Regions from separate parts of the Mus musculus genome. Here region 1 is linked to region 2. The links are chromatin loops, found by intact Hi-C in ENCODE. Cell type or tissue: left cerebral cortex. All regions are shown on one strand.

Region 1 (8,000 bases), 870 kb after region 2:
CATATAACCTAGATCTTCAAACTCTATCTACAGCTGAGAACGATTCTGATCTTCCTGCCTCCACCTCCTGTGTCCTAGGATTATAGACATAAGTGTATCTAAATGTAAGCTCTTCCTTTGAGGATAACACCAAAGTCAAGTCAAAATGGATCAGGAAAACCCCACCCCTATAACCTCACGCAATTGAGAAATGCTGGGAATGGGAGAAACAGTCTTCCCCAGGAAAGCACACCAAGTATTTATACAATACCAAGCAGTCAGCCCTGGAAACACATACATATAAGTAACATTACATAGACTGAGCAGATAATATAGGAATATATACATTTACACATACAAAAATGTATGTAATAACAATTAATAAAGGGGCCATGAATTTAAAAGAGAGCCTAGGGTAGCTAGACCAAGGAGGGGTAGATGAGAGGGTAGGAGGGAGATAAGGAAGAGAGAATGCAATTCTATTATACTCTCAAAAATATGGGGGAAAAGCAAAGCTCTTTTCTTTTCTTCTCCCCAAGTATGTTTGAGCTTTCATTAGCCGGCTTGCTCATGCCATTTCTCCACATCTACTCTTTGCTCTGTTTTTCTCTTTTCTTTTTGAGTGGAATAATGTCATTTTGAATCATTGGGTGGAACCAAAACCTGTAGTCTACAGTCAATGGCCCTGAGCAGTACTGCTTGCTGATAAAATATAAGCTGATTTCCTATGAATTGGTGTACTTCATGAGTTTTCAATACTTAACCACATCTCATATTCCTCTCTCTCTCTCTCCCTCTTTCTCTCTCTCTCTCTCTCTCTCTCTCTCTCTCTCTCTTTTCTATCTTCCTCTATAGTCTCCTAGGTGGGAATTGCTCTGGCTCTTTGTTTTATCATCACTATGATAAATGTCTGTTCAGGTGAAAGAAAATCCCAACTAAAATTCTATTAACATAAGCATATAAAGCCTGTGTTGGCATCGACCTTCTTTATAATCATTTCTGTGTGCCCACTATCTGGCAATTCTCACATTTTTGATGTATAGCAAATCATTAATTAATTAATTAATTAATTAATTAATTAATTGGATTATTTAAAACTATCATTTTACTCTTTATCATTTAATGAGGTTGAATAATTCTGAAGGACCATTATTTAGGATTTCAGTGTTATTAAAACATTCCCCACAACACCCATGACTTTTGGTACCATAATCAAAAGTAAAAATATGATAAAATCAAATAAGCAAGCAAGCAGATAGGATAAGAAAGAGAAATAAACCAGTTTTTCATCTTATAACAAATTGTGATAGTCCCTTCCTAAGCTCCTTTTCCTTGGCACTTGCTGTGAAATTTTGAGGATGCACATTTGGATCCTTAGAGCCTTTATAAAAAGCTAAACCCAGTGGCAAGCACTTCTAGTCCTGGCTGTAGTGAAACAGAACAGAGAGATAAGTTTGTGCCTTGAATTTTCTGGCCACTAATTTAGTCTACTTGGGAAGGCTCCAGGGCCAATAAAAAATCCAGTTGGAAGGTCGCTAAGAAGTGACAACCAACACTGTTCTCTAATCCCCATTAGAGAACACAAGTGACCCTCACACACTGTATAATCCCAAACATGAGCAAACATGTAAAAAAGTGAATAAAAACTTGGAACTACTACTATAACTATAATGATGGCTGATTTGGGAGCCTACCACATATTTCCATTTACCCATTTCTGGTCAATAGACAGCAATATTAAATCAATAATACACATATAAAACTCCACACTCCATAAATGCTGCCATCCAAAATTCTCTTTTTATTATCCAAATTTAACAGTACAGAAAAAAAATCACTAAGGAAAGAAGGTGATATTTGCCTAAGACCATTATAACTTTTTTCAGTAAAACTTCAGCTCCTCTCTTGGGAAATATAGAAAACAAAATAAAACAAAACAAACAAAACAAGCAAACAAAAAACAGATAGTCATTGAGTTACACTACGTTTTCTTATTACAGATGGATCTTTGTGTTTGAGGCCAGCCTGGTCTATAGAGTAAGTTTCAAGATGCCAGGGCTACACAAATAAGCCTCAAGAGCAAAACAAAACAAAGCAAAACAAGAAACTAAAACTAAAAGAAAAAAAAAAAACCAACGATAACAACCAAAAAGCTGACATTACTGTTCAGAGAGGCTCAATGAATTTTCTTAGCTCCTTCCTTTGTTTGCCCTCCCCCTTACACTTACCTCTTCTTGGCTATCATTCAAACAATGCTCTACTTGTGCATATGCAATCTAGAATCATTCTTATTTAACATTAAGATCCTTTCCAACAGAATACATGTTTACTTTTTATGGAGATGTAGAGAAATATACACAATTTGGAAAACAGGTATTGTCAGAGTTTGAACATAAATTCTCATTTCTGATTTAGAGCTCAAAGACTCCAAGGTAAATATATGTCAGCTGGAGATATACTTCACACTACCCATGAGCAAAGACAGCTTTGCTCTTTGTCCTCAGACTAGAACAGCCCCAAATCCAAACCCAATTTCTACTAATTTAAGCCCATTTAACCTGAAGAGAAAGCCAAGAGGGTGGGTTGGTTAGGGTCATTTACTCTGCCAAGTTTGGGTGGGTTTGTACTCGCTGAGGGTTGGTGCCAGGCCTGATCATTACAAGCTGGCACAGTAAAGTAAGCTACCACACCTTTAATGAACTTAATTCCCTTAGTTTGACAGAACTCCCATTTCCAGTGATTCACACTTTATGTTTTAGACACTTCTCCTATAGGTGTTTGCCAAATACCCTTCCTGGCAGCCAAGCACTGGATTAGTTAAAAACTAGTACCAGGGAGAGGACCATCAAGAAATCAATTTCTGCTCTTCTGTAAGTCAGATTAAGACATTTGGGCTATCCATGTTCAAAAGCATTCAGGCTGACTATCACACTCCCCTCAGACTGTGTACCTACCCATTGTGATTTGGTTGGATTTTACACAATTGGTGGCTAGGTTCTTGGGAACAGACTGTGAAAACTATTAAATCTAGACAGATACAAATGTGTTAAATTTTCAGTAGCTGCTACATGCCATCACTAAGAACTTGATTCTATCAAGGGGTGGGGGGAAAGCAAGAGGGAGAGAGAGAGAGAGAGCATTATTTAGAGACAGTAAGCAAAGCTTACCAGAATTAAAGCAGTGCAGTTCTCAATCATTAGTCTGTGAATGATAACTGGTTTCCCTTAGGGTATTTGAGGCTAGTGGGAGCAGAGAATATAATCTTCATTTCTCCTTGCATCTCAGCAAGAGGGATAACAAGGAGTAGCTTTGTTGAGAGAAGGGGATTAGATGTTTTGTTTTGTTTAGATTTATTTATTTCATTTTATAGGTATGAATGCTTTGGCATTATATGTGTGCATGATCAACTTATATGCCTGTTGTCTACTGAGTGCAGAAGAGTCCCTGGAACTAAACTTACAGACAGTTGTGAGTCACTGTGTGACTGCTGAGAATAGAACCTGGGGCTTCTGCAAGAGCAACAAGTGTGCTTAACCACTTGCCCAACTCTTACGCCCCCCAAAAATATTTTAAATGTAATGCCTACCTCAAGCCTTAAATTTTTATTCAACATCAATGACTATTAAGTATCAGAACTAAGACCAAGCTCCATGTTTTGGTTCTAAAACCTTTATTATTTGTTAGAAAATTGTCATGTGTGAGTATGTGTATACATGCATGGTATCTGTCATGGCTCATGTGTGGAGGTCAGGGGAAAGCTTGCTAGAGTTGCTTCTCTCCTCACATGATTTAAATCCCAAGGATCAAAATCAGACCAAGAGGTTGGTAAGAGCATCTTTGTGTGTGCTTGGCCTAATGCTGCTTGTATTGGAATGTGAATTTTGGTCCCCAAAACTGCTTACATGAGTGTCTGCAAGTAAGACCCTGCCTCCAATTGGTTCTGCTTGGTCAATAAAGATGCTGGAAGCCAATGGATGTGCAAGGCAGACAGAGGGGAGGTTTTTAGGAATCCTAAGCTTGGGACAGAGGAATGAGGAAGAAGGAGATCTGCCATGCCAGGAGAAGGAGAAGGAGAGGAAGTACGCATGGCCTTAGAAAGAAATTAATAGGTTGCTGGGAATGGATCTTAGTGAGAAAGTAGTTGATTCACATGAGCAAGCTCCTAGGTTTCATACTCAGTACTGCAGATGAACAAACAAGCAGACAAATGTAACGATCAAGTCATGAAAGGAGATGGGAAGATGGCTTAGCAGTTAAGAGTGGTCAGTGCTCTTGCAGATGGCCTTAGTCTGATTCGCAGAACCCATGTTGGATAGCTCAGAGCCACCAAAAACTCCAGATACAGAGGACCTGAAGCCTCCTGCTGGACTCCATGGGTAGCTACCCTCAAGCTCACATATCCACTCCACTCTCACACACAAACACATACTTTTAAAATAATAAAGTATGTCTTTAGAAAAGCAAATGCTGCATTTGTTGTTTCATGCAGCTTTGAGGTCTGGGTTACACTAGATTGCATATTAATAGGGTGTCTTTTTATTGTATTCAACAAATGTGACTGAGTATGGATTTATGAATATGTTCTCTTCATTTCTAATTTTTTGTTCTTCCCTAGTCCCTTTCTCCTCCTTTCCTCTTGTTTGTCTGATGCCCCCCAGCATTCCCTTTACAAACAAATAAATAAAACCTTGGCTCTTCTTTCTAGAAAAATCCATTTTGCATTCACACCGTCAGGTGATGTGATTTTAGTATGAAGTGTCCAGCGCTATCCCTTTGGTCTCTCTGTGTGTCCTGTAGACTAAGAAGTGTAGGAATCTGCCATGAATTTTTCATTGCCACTCTGATGACAATGTCAGCATCCTATACTAAAACAGTTGTCAGGGCTTCTTTCAGAAATGCAGAGTGCTTACCATTTTCATCTGGTTGAGCTTTCTACGTCTCAATTGTAAGTGGGCATTGCCACCTGGTGGAAAAAAATACTGAGGGGGTTGGATGGTCACCTTTCAAGAAACACAGATATCATGTTTATACCGACTGGAGAGTTCTACCCTATTATTCCAGCACCCGGAGGTGCTTATACAAGCCCCCATTTTGTATTCACCACCTAAAACAATTAAATCCAAGCAAACATAGCCAAAGGCATGATTTCAATAAACAGATTTAGATTGTCTGTCATTGAAGAACGGAATTGTCTGAAGGGCAATTTGTTCTTTCTACTTATTAAAACTCCACGGAGCTATTTCCACCTCGTTATAGAATTTTCAACCTTTTTCCTAACAATTTTAAATGACTTTTCTTTGGGCATTTTTCATCCTTATTTTCAATAATGTTCATGTCCTCAAAATATATCTCCTTAACATTAACCTCATTTGTGTTTGAGCTATTTTTGACATTTTTTTTCTTCTTCTCTATATGTGGTTTATGTGCACTGACCCTTGATTTTATCTTCCTACATCCAGCCAACCCCGTTTAATGCCCCACCTTTCATTCCTGGGTCCTTAAAAGTAGTATGGGTATGATTTATGCACTTGGCACTCTCCAATCTTTATGGCCCTTGACCTTTGGCAACCTCAACTTCATCCTTAAAATTCTTCCTTGGTTTCCAGATGCATGGCTTCCTAATTCCACTCTCAACAGTGTCTGTCACCTCCCCATCTCTGTCTCTATCTGTATCTCTGTGTATGTATATCTGTGTCTGTCTGTCTGTCTGTCCACCTATCCATTTATCGATCTGTCTGTCTATCATCAATCATCTATTTATCTAACCACTCATCCATCCATCCATCCATCTGTCCATCCATTTCTTTCTTTCTTTTTTTTTTTTTTTTTTTTTTTTGGTTTTTCGAGACAGGGTTTCTCTGTGTAGCCCTGGCTGTCCTGGAACTCACTCTGTAGACCAGCTGACTTCGAACTCAGAAATCTGCCTGCCTCTGCTTCCCAAGTGCTAAGATTAAAGGCATGTGCCACCACTGCCCGGCACCATTTGTTTTCTTACCTCTTCTACTAAGTTAGGGGCACCATTCCCAGTATTCAATATTATAAATTATAGAACAATTAAAAAAAAAGAAAGAAAAACAGTCTATTGCATAGTCCCTCCCTATCATTGTGGGCTTCTTTTAAACTCTTTAACATATTCAGTTTTCTGAACTGAAAATCTTTGTCTCTTTTAGTCATCGTTGTGAGCACACAGCTGTGCAATCAATATTTATTGATAAAGAAGTGAATGGGAACTGGAAAGATGGTTCAGCCTGCAAAGGTCCTTGTCACCAAGCCCAATGACCTGAATTTAATCCCCCAAACACACATGGAGAAAGGCGAGAGTTGATTTCTTGCCAGTTGTCCTTTGACCCCCACACATGTGCCACAGCACATGCACACCTCAAGGACAGGATAAACAAATAAGTATAATGCAAAATATTTTTTTAAATGAACTAAAACACGTTTCCATAGCAACACCTAAGCTCTATGTCCTGATCCTCTCTCTTCATTTCAGGAAGTAAGAATGCTCATTTAAATTGTAGAATTCCAGGGTGGGTGTGTATCAAAATTGTATCATGGAGGGTATTAAAAGCCAAGCTTCCTTGGATGCACTTCCAGATACTGTGGATGACTAGGAAAAATGTGTGGAATTGAACTAAGTGCAATATATTGTCTGAGACTTTCTCAGTGGTGTCTGCCCAGCTTTGTTTTTGTAAGCTTTTATCTGACCCACTAACACTCTATCCTCCTGAGGAAATTCATAAAACATTACTCGCTTTGACTGTTAGTGTAAAAAATTTCAAGCCATTTCTGTATATTTGACTCCCATATGAGAACATTCACTACGCGGATCGATTACACTGTTGTTTATATATTTTGTCTTTATAATCGTCACAAAACAGCCATGCAGCGCATGCAAAAACTAAAATGTCCTTGGAATGCTTCACTTCCCATCTAGAGATCTCTGATATAGTATATCCTTGATTCTGCTCCTAAAGCATAATTCATTCTTTATGGGAAATCATATGTAGACCACTATCTAACGGTGAAATTTTGGCTCTTTCCTTCAGAAGAATTGAATAGGATCCAAAAGTGAAAAGACGGAAACTGACAGAAACTAATAAAAATTTGTCTTTGCACAAACCAAATCACTTGCCATGCATCAGGGTAACACTTTCCTATAGTCCCAGCACTCAGGATGCTGGGTCAGGAGGATTGAGAATTCAAACCCAGGTGGGGCTTATTTAATAAGACTCTAACTCAATGAAGCAAAAGAAAAAAATCAATTTCTTACTCAATTGATTATTTTCTTGCAAAGAGTGTAAGACATGCCTCTCTATATGTGAAGAAAAGATAAAAGAATCACTGTAAATGTAGTCCACTATGCTTTTAACCAGTTAAGTAGGAAATTCAAGAAAGCCACATCTGACCAATAGCAGAGCTCTGATGAGCTTTTGTTGGAAAGATGCCAACTCTTCTACGAAGGAATCTCTTATTCATAGGTGTCCTACTCTTTTCTGAAACTCTTTCCTATCTTCTATTTCTGACGTGACCCCACAGCTGGGTAGCAGCTTATATGCCAAGTGAGAGGCTAGCTAATATCAAATAATGGTTAAATAAATAAAGGAGCAAATTATATTGGGAATCAATGAGGTGCTTCTTCTGCATCTCTCATTAAAAATGGCTGTTCCACCTATAGGGTTGCAGACCCCTTTAGCTCCAACAATATGAACTCACCAGTACCCCCCAGAGCTCGTGACTCTAGCTGTATATGTATCTGAAGATGGCTTAGTCGGCCATCATTGGAAAGAGAGGCCGATTGGTCTTGCAAACTTTATATGCCTCAGTACAGGGGAATGCCAGGGCCAAAAAGTGGGAGTGGGGGAGTAGGGGACCGGGGGGGGGAGGGTTTCGGGGACTTTTGGGGTAGCATTGGAAATGTAAATGAAGAAAATACCTAATTAAAAAAATAATGGTGAAAAAAATAAAGTATATAATTAAAAGTTTAAAGAAAAAATGACTGTTCCTTTGAACCTTTGACC
Region 2 (8,000 bases):
AGAGTGTGCCAGGAGGACCCCCTAGGGGACCACTCGCGCCTTGCTCACCAGAGTGCTCGCCCGGGGAGTGCACCTCACTCATGCCGGAGGAGGAATGTGGGGAGTCGGCTTGCAGCGCCTTGAAGATAGCATTAGGAGAGATGTGAGTCTGTTCCGTGGCCTCTTCGGCCTCCGCTTGTCCGTTCTTCACCGACTTCCTCCGCCGGGGCTGGTACTTGTAATCGGGGTGGTCTTTCTTGTGCTGCACGCGCAGCCGCTCCGCCTCCTCCACGAAGGGTCTCTTCTCGCTCTCGTTCAGCAGCCTGGGGGGGGGGGGCAGAAGAAAAGAGGGAGGGGGTCAATGAAACCCCGGGAGCTGTCAGGTCCCCACCCCTCCTTCGCGCACTACCCCCTCCCTCCAGTCTGCTTTCCATCCCTCTCTGAGACTCAGAACTTTTTTTTTCCTTTCTTTTTCTTTTTAAAAAAGTGCTCAGAGTCGACCTGAGCGGTCACTCTTCGCCCCGCCCCCTCCCCTGGCCTCCTATTTTGGAAACCCTGAAGATGGAAATAGCTCCCTGCTGAGGCTGCTCTAAACGCCTTTGCTACCGGAGCGGTCCACCCCTCCCAACACGCAGTAAAAACTTTCCGAAAACCCATTTAAATTGCAAGAAGCTCGCTCTGTTGATCCATGCCCCTGCCGGTTCTCAGTAGCTTTGCCCAATTCTTGCCTGGGTCTCCTCTAGTCTCAGTTACACTTTCCCTTCACTCCATCTCCCCAGGAATGAGCGCAGTTGGCCTAAGGAAGGTGGGCTTGCTTCCTCTAATTGTTCCTTTCCAGAGGGACCAGGCTGGCACACCCCCTCACTCCTTTCTACCTTCCTAAAAGCAGTCATATTCACGCCCCCATTCCCCCCCCCCCCGCCATAACCAAGAGCAATCCCAAGAACTTTCTCAAAATCTGAGCCACTCCCTCCCCCCGCCCCCGGCCGCCCTGCATCCTGGACCAAAGACCCCAGGATGCACAACTCCGCGGCTCAGGGAGGCGGGGCGGGGTCGGTGAGTGCAGCCCGCGTCCCCCCTAGCCACCGAGCCCTCCCTGGCGGCCCGCGCGCTCACCTCCAGAGCTTGCCCAGAGTCTTGCTGAGCTCCGCGTTGTGCAGATGCGGGTACTGGTCTGCCAGCTTCCTGCGCGCAGCCTGCGCCCACACCATGAAGGCGTTCATGGGTCGCTTGACGTGTGGCTTGTTCTTGCTGGAGCCGTTGACGCGCACGGGCATGGGCACCAGCGTCCAGTCGTAGCCCTTCAGCACCTGGCTGACCGCCTCGCGGATGCACACGGGGAACTTATCTTCCTCGCTCTCCTTCTTCAGATCCGGCTCGCCCTTGGGGAAGGTGTTCTCCTGGGGCCGGGTGTTCTCCGTGTCCGAGCCGGAGCCCGAGGGACAGGGCGAACCAGCCGAGTCCTCCGACATGGTGGGGCTGGGGGCGCCAGACAGGCCCTTCTCCTGCTCGTCGGTCATCTTCATGAAGGGGTCCAGGAGATTCATACGCGAGCCCGGGGCAGGGGGCGGGTGGCCGGGAAAGGCGAGAAGCCGCGGCGGCTGGGGCTCCTCTTCCCTCAGCTGCCCGGACGCGGACGCCGAGCGAACGGCTCCCGGGGAGGTTGGCGCGTCACCGGGCTGCGGCGGCGGGCACTTAGCAGAGGCGCTGGGTGGCGGGTCTCAGCTGCCGGCTCTAAACCCGGGGAAGGCGAGTCGGAGCGGAGGAGGAGGGAGGGAAAACAGAGAACGAAACCGGGGCCACTTGCACCTCGTCTCTCTTGCAAAGAAAAGTTCCTGGACTGAAACTGGTAAAGTTGTCGCTCCCACAGAAGTTTCCAGGCAGTTCCGAGCAGCGCTCTCGGCTCTCCGACTTCCAGCTCAGGGTCTCTAATAAATACTCCTCCTTCACGTTAGATACCTCGGGCCAATCACGGCTAGCTCTTGAGTCATCAGTGTTGGCAAGTCGCTGATTGGACCGGATTTTGGAAGGGGGGCTGGGGAGGATTGTGGCTCCGGGTTGGGTGACGAGACAGGAGGGGAGGAGAAGGGAGGGGAGCTCAGCCAGAGGGTGGATGGTGGGGTGAGGGGACTTGGAGGGGGGCGCGGGGCAAGCGGGGGACCCGGGACGTCCGAGTGTGTAAGTTTGCTCTCTACTCTCGGAATGTCACAGTTTTGGAACGGTCTCCGTGTGAACCGATGTGTGTGTGTGTGTGTGTGTGTGTGTGTGTGTGTGTATGTGTGTGTGTGTGTGTGTGTGTGCGCGTGCACGCGAGCGTGTCTAGACTAGGACCCTCCACAACCCCCCACCCCCACTTTTCGATGCTGTCTCCGTGGTACCCGGGACTTCGCTGGCGTTTACAGCAATGGAAATTGCAACAGCTGCTCGTCAAAGCGGAGCTGGGCTTCTGCGCCTGGAGTCTGCCGGCTTCCAAAAAAAGTGCTTAGAAATGGTCTTTTGGAAGCAAATGTTTGGGTGACTCAACGCCCGCTGTTCTCTGTAATAATCCATATAAATAGATTAACGCGCTCTGGTTCAACGAAGCTGGTGTGGTGACTGGAGCTTCTGCTGCGCTCCCGCAGTGGGGAATCAATGAAAACCAAAGCCGAGCACCAGGCAAAGGCTGGCGGCAGGGACCGCGCAGTCCCCGGCTCTTGCGGCCGGTCCCGTGGGCCACGCCGACCTTGAACTGACAAGTCCTTTCCCGGCCCCTCCAGTACTCTGACGCCCCTCGTAGTCAGGATTATTACTTTAGAGTTCTGCTTCTTGCCTCCTGACTGAGTCACAAACACCGTCAGGCTCGCCACTGGAGTTTGCAAAACTACTCCGGGGTTGAGGGCGAAGTTTGCAAAGGTGGCAGGGCCGGGCGGTGAGGCCGAGAAGGCCCTTGACTTGGACTGGAGACTCCAGACAAAACGGGCCACTTTGGCGGAGCCCTGTGGCTCCCTTGCTTGGGCCTTCCTTTTACCAGATACCTAAGAGGGCGAAGCTCTAGGCGTCTGGACTTTAGTTGCGTCCTCTTAGACCTGCACACAGGTGGGCGTTCTGGGGGAGGCCACTTAGGTGTCCGTTGCACTTTAAGAGTGCTTGGAGCCGAAGCTGCGTGTTTACTCAAACTCTTAGAGCAAGGTTGGCTAAGGGAGGAATTATCTTTTCTGGAACGAATAAAAATCTTAGTTGCCACCGGGCGACATGCCCTCGGAACCACAAACAAACTCACAACGGTGTAAAAAAAAAAAAAAGATAAACAATTTCATTTAAACATCCCCTTTCTGATTCTTGCAAAGCTTCGCTTTGAACTTACTAAATTATTGATAAAGCGAATCGGCCTGTATCATATCAAAGACAGGTTCCTCCCCTCTAATTTGCTAAGTGTGGACACTTAGACATAAACGAATCTTTTCTTTGGGATGCTTTTGAAAAGCTCGTTTTCCTCTCGTTTTCTTCCGAAGTGGGCATTTGTTATTTGGGGAAAGGAACTCGTGATAGCAGCAAGCTACAACTCTGTTCAGTCGAAGTTTCTTTTCAAACGAATGTTCCTAGCATTGCATGTCTCTACTACCCTGTAGCCTGTTTACGAGTTTAAGAGATTTACAAACAATAGCCATATATTCGTAGCTCCGATTATTCTCACAACGTGTAGGAAAATATATCTTTTTTTTTTTTTCCAGAGTAGGGGACCAGGTTTTGTTCGTGTAGACGCACTTCTATGTTCTGGGATGGAGGTATTTGAAGAGACCAGGGGCCACTGTCAGATGTATTAAAACAGCCAGTTGTAATTTGTTGTAATTATCACGTATTCTGGCACAAAGGCAACGAAAACGACAGTGGCCTTAGGGCATTTTGAAATATTTTATTAAGTATTTGTTCATGAATACATCCATTTATAAATATACCCTTAATACAAAATATGGAGAGATATAATGTGCTGCGACATTTTAAATCGTGAAACTTCTTACATATTTCTACGCCTCCACGAAAGTGTGTTTATATTCTTGATCTTTTCGGGGAGAAACTATTTTTAAAAAACAGTTGACATGAAAATTACACTGCAATTTTCAGCAACATCCAGAGGGGGCGCCAAAAGCCCAGAAACTGGTCTGGAACTTTGAGAAACTGCTGGAAAACTTTCCTTGAGGTGGACCAGCAGGGGCCCGGGTGGGGGAGGTGGCAGTAGCGTGTTGCTTGCGGTCAGTTCTGTTTCCAAGATGAGACTTATCTCTACAGGAATTCCTATTTTTATTCTTTCCTGTGCCGATACCACTGTGTTAGGGGGGACCTGGGAAGTGCTTGTCTACAGGGAATTGGGGTGGGAAAAGCACTGTAGATGCTCACTGTTCTCATTCACAAACAACCTGGAGAACGAGAGGAAGGGGGAATACTCTGCTCGTTCCCCAGGTGCCAAGAGTTATCAGGTGTGCCAAGATCAGGCCAAGTCTGTCCTTTAGGTACCATCAGTTTAAGAGTGGCTGGGCTGGCATTTCTTCCAGAACAGGTAAAGTCCACTCCCAAGCAGCCCTTCAGGGGATTAGTCCGCTGTGACTTGACTCAGTCACCCAGGACTCTCCTTCCTGACTTGATTCTGGAAGTCTTGCATTATTCTTCAGGCTTGAGGTAGGGAGGGGGTAAGCATCCCGAGTCCAGACTGTGTTTCGATTACGGACTGGGAATGTGAGTCTTGCTGCTCAGTGTTAGCTGTACCCTCCTGCCTAGAGGTGGATGGATGATCTGGGGTCTGCAGCCTCCTGGGTATGAGGGCTGGAAAGACTGAAGGCTAAGATGAAAGGGGCTTCCCAACACAGAGGCACTAGAGGATCCCAAGAGATGACCTTGGGAAGTCCTCATCTAGGATTCCTCCCACCTTTTCTCCCTCCAGCAATGCAGGGCCCAATTTTCCTGGTAGAGGCCTGTAGATCCTAGCAGTCCAAATGGGGACAGGGGTAGGTGTGGTGTGTGTGTGTGTGTGTGTGTGTGTGTGTGTGTGTTGAGAGGGCTCAGGAGTACTGCTAGACCTAGAGAGAATCCAGCTCTTGGTGGGCAGGAGGGAGGGTGTGAAGGCTCAGTCACTTGCATTTTCTCCACATGAAGAATTAAGGGAAAAAAAAAACAACCCTCCCTGCTCCAAAAATCCTTAGCAAAGTGGGGACCTCGTCTAAAGCCATTTCCAACACGGTCCCAACTTCTAAGAAATATTAGTTTGGTGTGGTGCGTGCTGACAGTTGTACCCCGCAGTAAGACACCAACCCCGGGTTACATTCAACAGTGTGATCCATGAAAGGGCTACCTCATTTTGTCATACAGTTCCCTGACTCGGTCCACGTGAAGCAATCTCACAGGATTTATGCTTCAAGCTGGACACGAGGTCCCCGTGCACAGGGCTCCCAGCCGCTCTTCCGTGATTTCCATTTTTCGCTGAGGCATGCAATGTTTGTTTTTTGCTTTTCCAGCCACAGTTTCCTTTGGGAAGGGAGCGCCAGGTAAGCCTGGGCAGGCGCTGGGCTTGGTAGCAACAGCAAGGGCACAGCGGGGGGCTTGGGCTGGGGGCGGGAGCAAAGCTGCAGATTCGAAGGTATGCAGTAAGTATCTTAATAAGTGCGGCCTTTGGGCTGTTTGCTTGTGTGAGCTTAGCGGCCAGACCTCCCAGCCTCTACACATACACATGAGCCCATTTCTCTCCAAATGGGGACCTATGTTACTCAAAATGACACAAAACCCGGAGACCCTAAAATCCCCCCCCCTCCCTGCAGCTATCAGTCAAGACACCAGTGGCTGCAACCCAGAAGGACCTCCCACCTTCAGGGAGTATGAGGACCAGAGACTCTAAACTGTCTGAGCCTTAAAATGGGAGTGGAGAGGAGGGAGGGAACTTTTCTCCCTCTCAAGAGACAGCAATCCCAAGAGAAAACCATCAGCCTAAAAAATATGCCTTTAGAGGTGGTACCTGGGATGAATTCCTTCCCCTAGTCCCTTAGAACAAGCACCCTGTGGAGGTAAATTTCCTGGGCCGAATGTCTTAACTCAAGACTGCCCTCCTTTTAACTAGAGGTATTTTGCAGGGTTAATTTAAAAATAAAAAATAAAGTGAGCACTTAATATGGAGGCACCTCCCGAGAAGCAGGCTCTGCTCTGCGGGGCGGAGCTCCAGGCTCACTTCAGCCCCAGGGCTCACTGGGTTGCAGCAGTCTTTGGGCAGCTGTTTCTGCTGTTTGCTCTCCTGGCTCCTAGGAATCTTTCTGAGCAAAGGTGGTTAGTCCCAGGAAAGGGGTTCCTCCAAAGGGCCACGTTCCTGAGAAGAGTTGTGTGCGGGTCTCCTAAGGGAGGGTGGACCCTATGACAACAGCTTTGTTTTCCCAACCCGATGGGTGTCTAACCTGCTTTTTCCCTCTTCCAGGTCCACGATAGTAGGGTGAGTTTTTCCGAATAGCCTTAAAGGTCTCTATGGTCTCCTGTGGAAAGGGAGGGCACACCTTTACCATATGATCCCAATCCCCAATCCTGAAAGCAAATTGCCATAGGTAAGAGGAACCTGCTTTCTGGAGACTCCCATCTCAACGGAACTGAGAAATGGAGCCTGCAGCCAGCTCCCCCATTTCTTTGTACCCTGAGCTTAGCCTGGGCCAAGCTGAGAGACCCTTCAGCTGCTTTTAGGATCTGCCTTGGGTTCAGGCTGGCAGGAGGAAGACCCCAAGAAGATCAGTCAAAGTCAGTAGTCCCCAGTCCCATGGCCAGAGCTCCAGGGATCTACCTTCTGTCCTAAGGGTAAGGCTAAGTGTAAGGTCACGGGGTCACTCTTAAGTCAGGAGCACCTCCAGATTTACAGAGTGACATTTTAACCAGACTGCCTGGGCACTGGCCACTAGTGGTCACCTGGGAACCTTGACATTACAGAATGATGCTGGAATGTCACAGGGACCTCTTCCTTTTCCTTCTTTCCCCTTACGGCCCCTCTCCTTCCTCCTCCCTGACCCTTCTTCCTCCTTCTCTTCCTCCTTGCCCTGCCCCTTCTTTTTTTAGACAGGGTCTTATATATGTGTCCCAGGCTGGCCTGGAGCTTACTACATAGCCAACTTCAACTTTGTCATCCCTACCCCCACCCTCCAACTCCAAAGCATGCAGGTAACACACCACCATACCATGCTAAGTCCTGTCCCTCTCCGTGGGACAAAAATGTGTTTATGTCCTGTGGGAGAGACAGGTTGTCCTAGAGCTGGAAGCTTCTTTGCTCTCTTTCCTAGTTGGGGAGTGGAGACTGAGAGGACTCAATCATGAAGACATGTGTTCTCTCTGGGTATTTGTGAGGCTCACAGGACCGGGTGTTGGTTTCACTGAGCCCAAGAAGGGGACTTTCTTAGTTCCACCCGCCTTAACGTCCAGGCGCAAAGACGATTACTGTTGATAAGCTGGGTGAAGTAAACACAGGCTTGGGTATGTGAACATTTTATCTTTCCTTTCAGATTGGCTTTCCTGACACCCCAGACATACCTGGAAAGATGTTTCCAGAGTGGCTAGGTGCTAAGTGCCATTTGACTGAGGTAGGAATGAAGGTGGCTGGGTGGGCTCCCTCAGGAAAACTCTACTACTACCTTATACTCCAGTGCCCCCCTTCTCCCTGGGGGCTCCTCTGTAGAAACTCCCGAGGGAGCCCCAAATAGAACCCCATTGAAGACACATGCTGAGCTACTGAGAGATAGCCAGATGTGCTTTGCAAATTGACAGAGCCCTGGCAGAGCAGAAACCGGGAGAGGAGGGTAAATAGCTTTGAGCATTGGAACTGGGGCCCCAGAGGATGGAGCACCACACAGGAAGACATCCTGTCCTGGCCACACATCCCCACACCCGCCCCCTTCATTGTTTCTCCATCTGTCTCCTTATGATGCTCTCTTGTGTTTCCTGTGGTTTTGAATGCCCGGAGTGGGTAGCATCTAGTCTCCGCCCTTAAGCCATCCCAAGGTCTCCTTTTTGGCAGGATCCAGCCTTAGTCC

What was found. A loop is a pair of places that touch in the nucleus more often than their neighbours do. Peaks named below come from ENCODE experiments on the same cell type or tissue, not always from the same donor. Only the 100,000 strongest peaks of a DNase experiment are listed, where the experiment ranks them.
Region 1: a loop joins it to region 2, with 4 times the contacts of the local background. A loop is called at or near these places in 6 of 42 quality-filtered maps.

Annotation. Positions count from the first base shown.
Region 1 is chr11:111,901,222-111,909,221 of GRCm38, reverse strand. No RefSeq gene overlaps it. Among named protein-coding and RNA genes, the nearest start is that of Gm30337, 100 kb to the right of the region's middle. In left cerebral cortex, CTCF peaks have their summits at 4,148, 4,347 and 4,933 (motif pointing left); a DNase peak (open chromatin) is centred at 4,927.
Region 2 is chr11:112,776,111-112,784,110 of GRCm38, reverse strand. It overlaps Sox9 (SRY (sex determining region Y)-box 9), which reads right to left and starts at 1,901. Exons shown (of 3, transcript NM_011448.4): 1 at 1,096-1,901; 2 at 49-302. The coding sequence starts at 1,526. RefSeq lists a promoter at 1,572-2,079, a cis regulatory region at 2,281-2,295 and an enhancer at 3,072-3,860. In left cerebral cortex, a CTCF peak has its summit at 4,090; DNase peaks (open chromatin) are centred at 2,489, 2,963, 3,377, 4,175 and 4 more places; H3K4me3 peaks cover 3,127 bases; H3K27ac peaks cover 2,249 bases.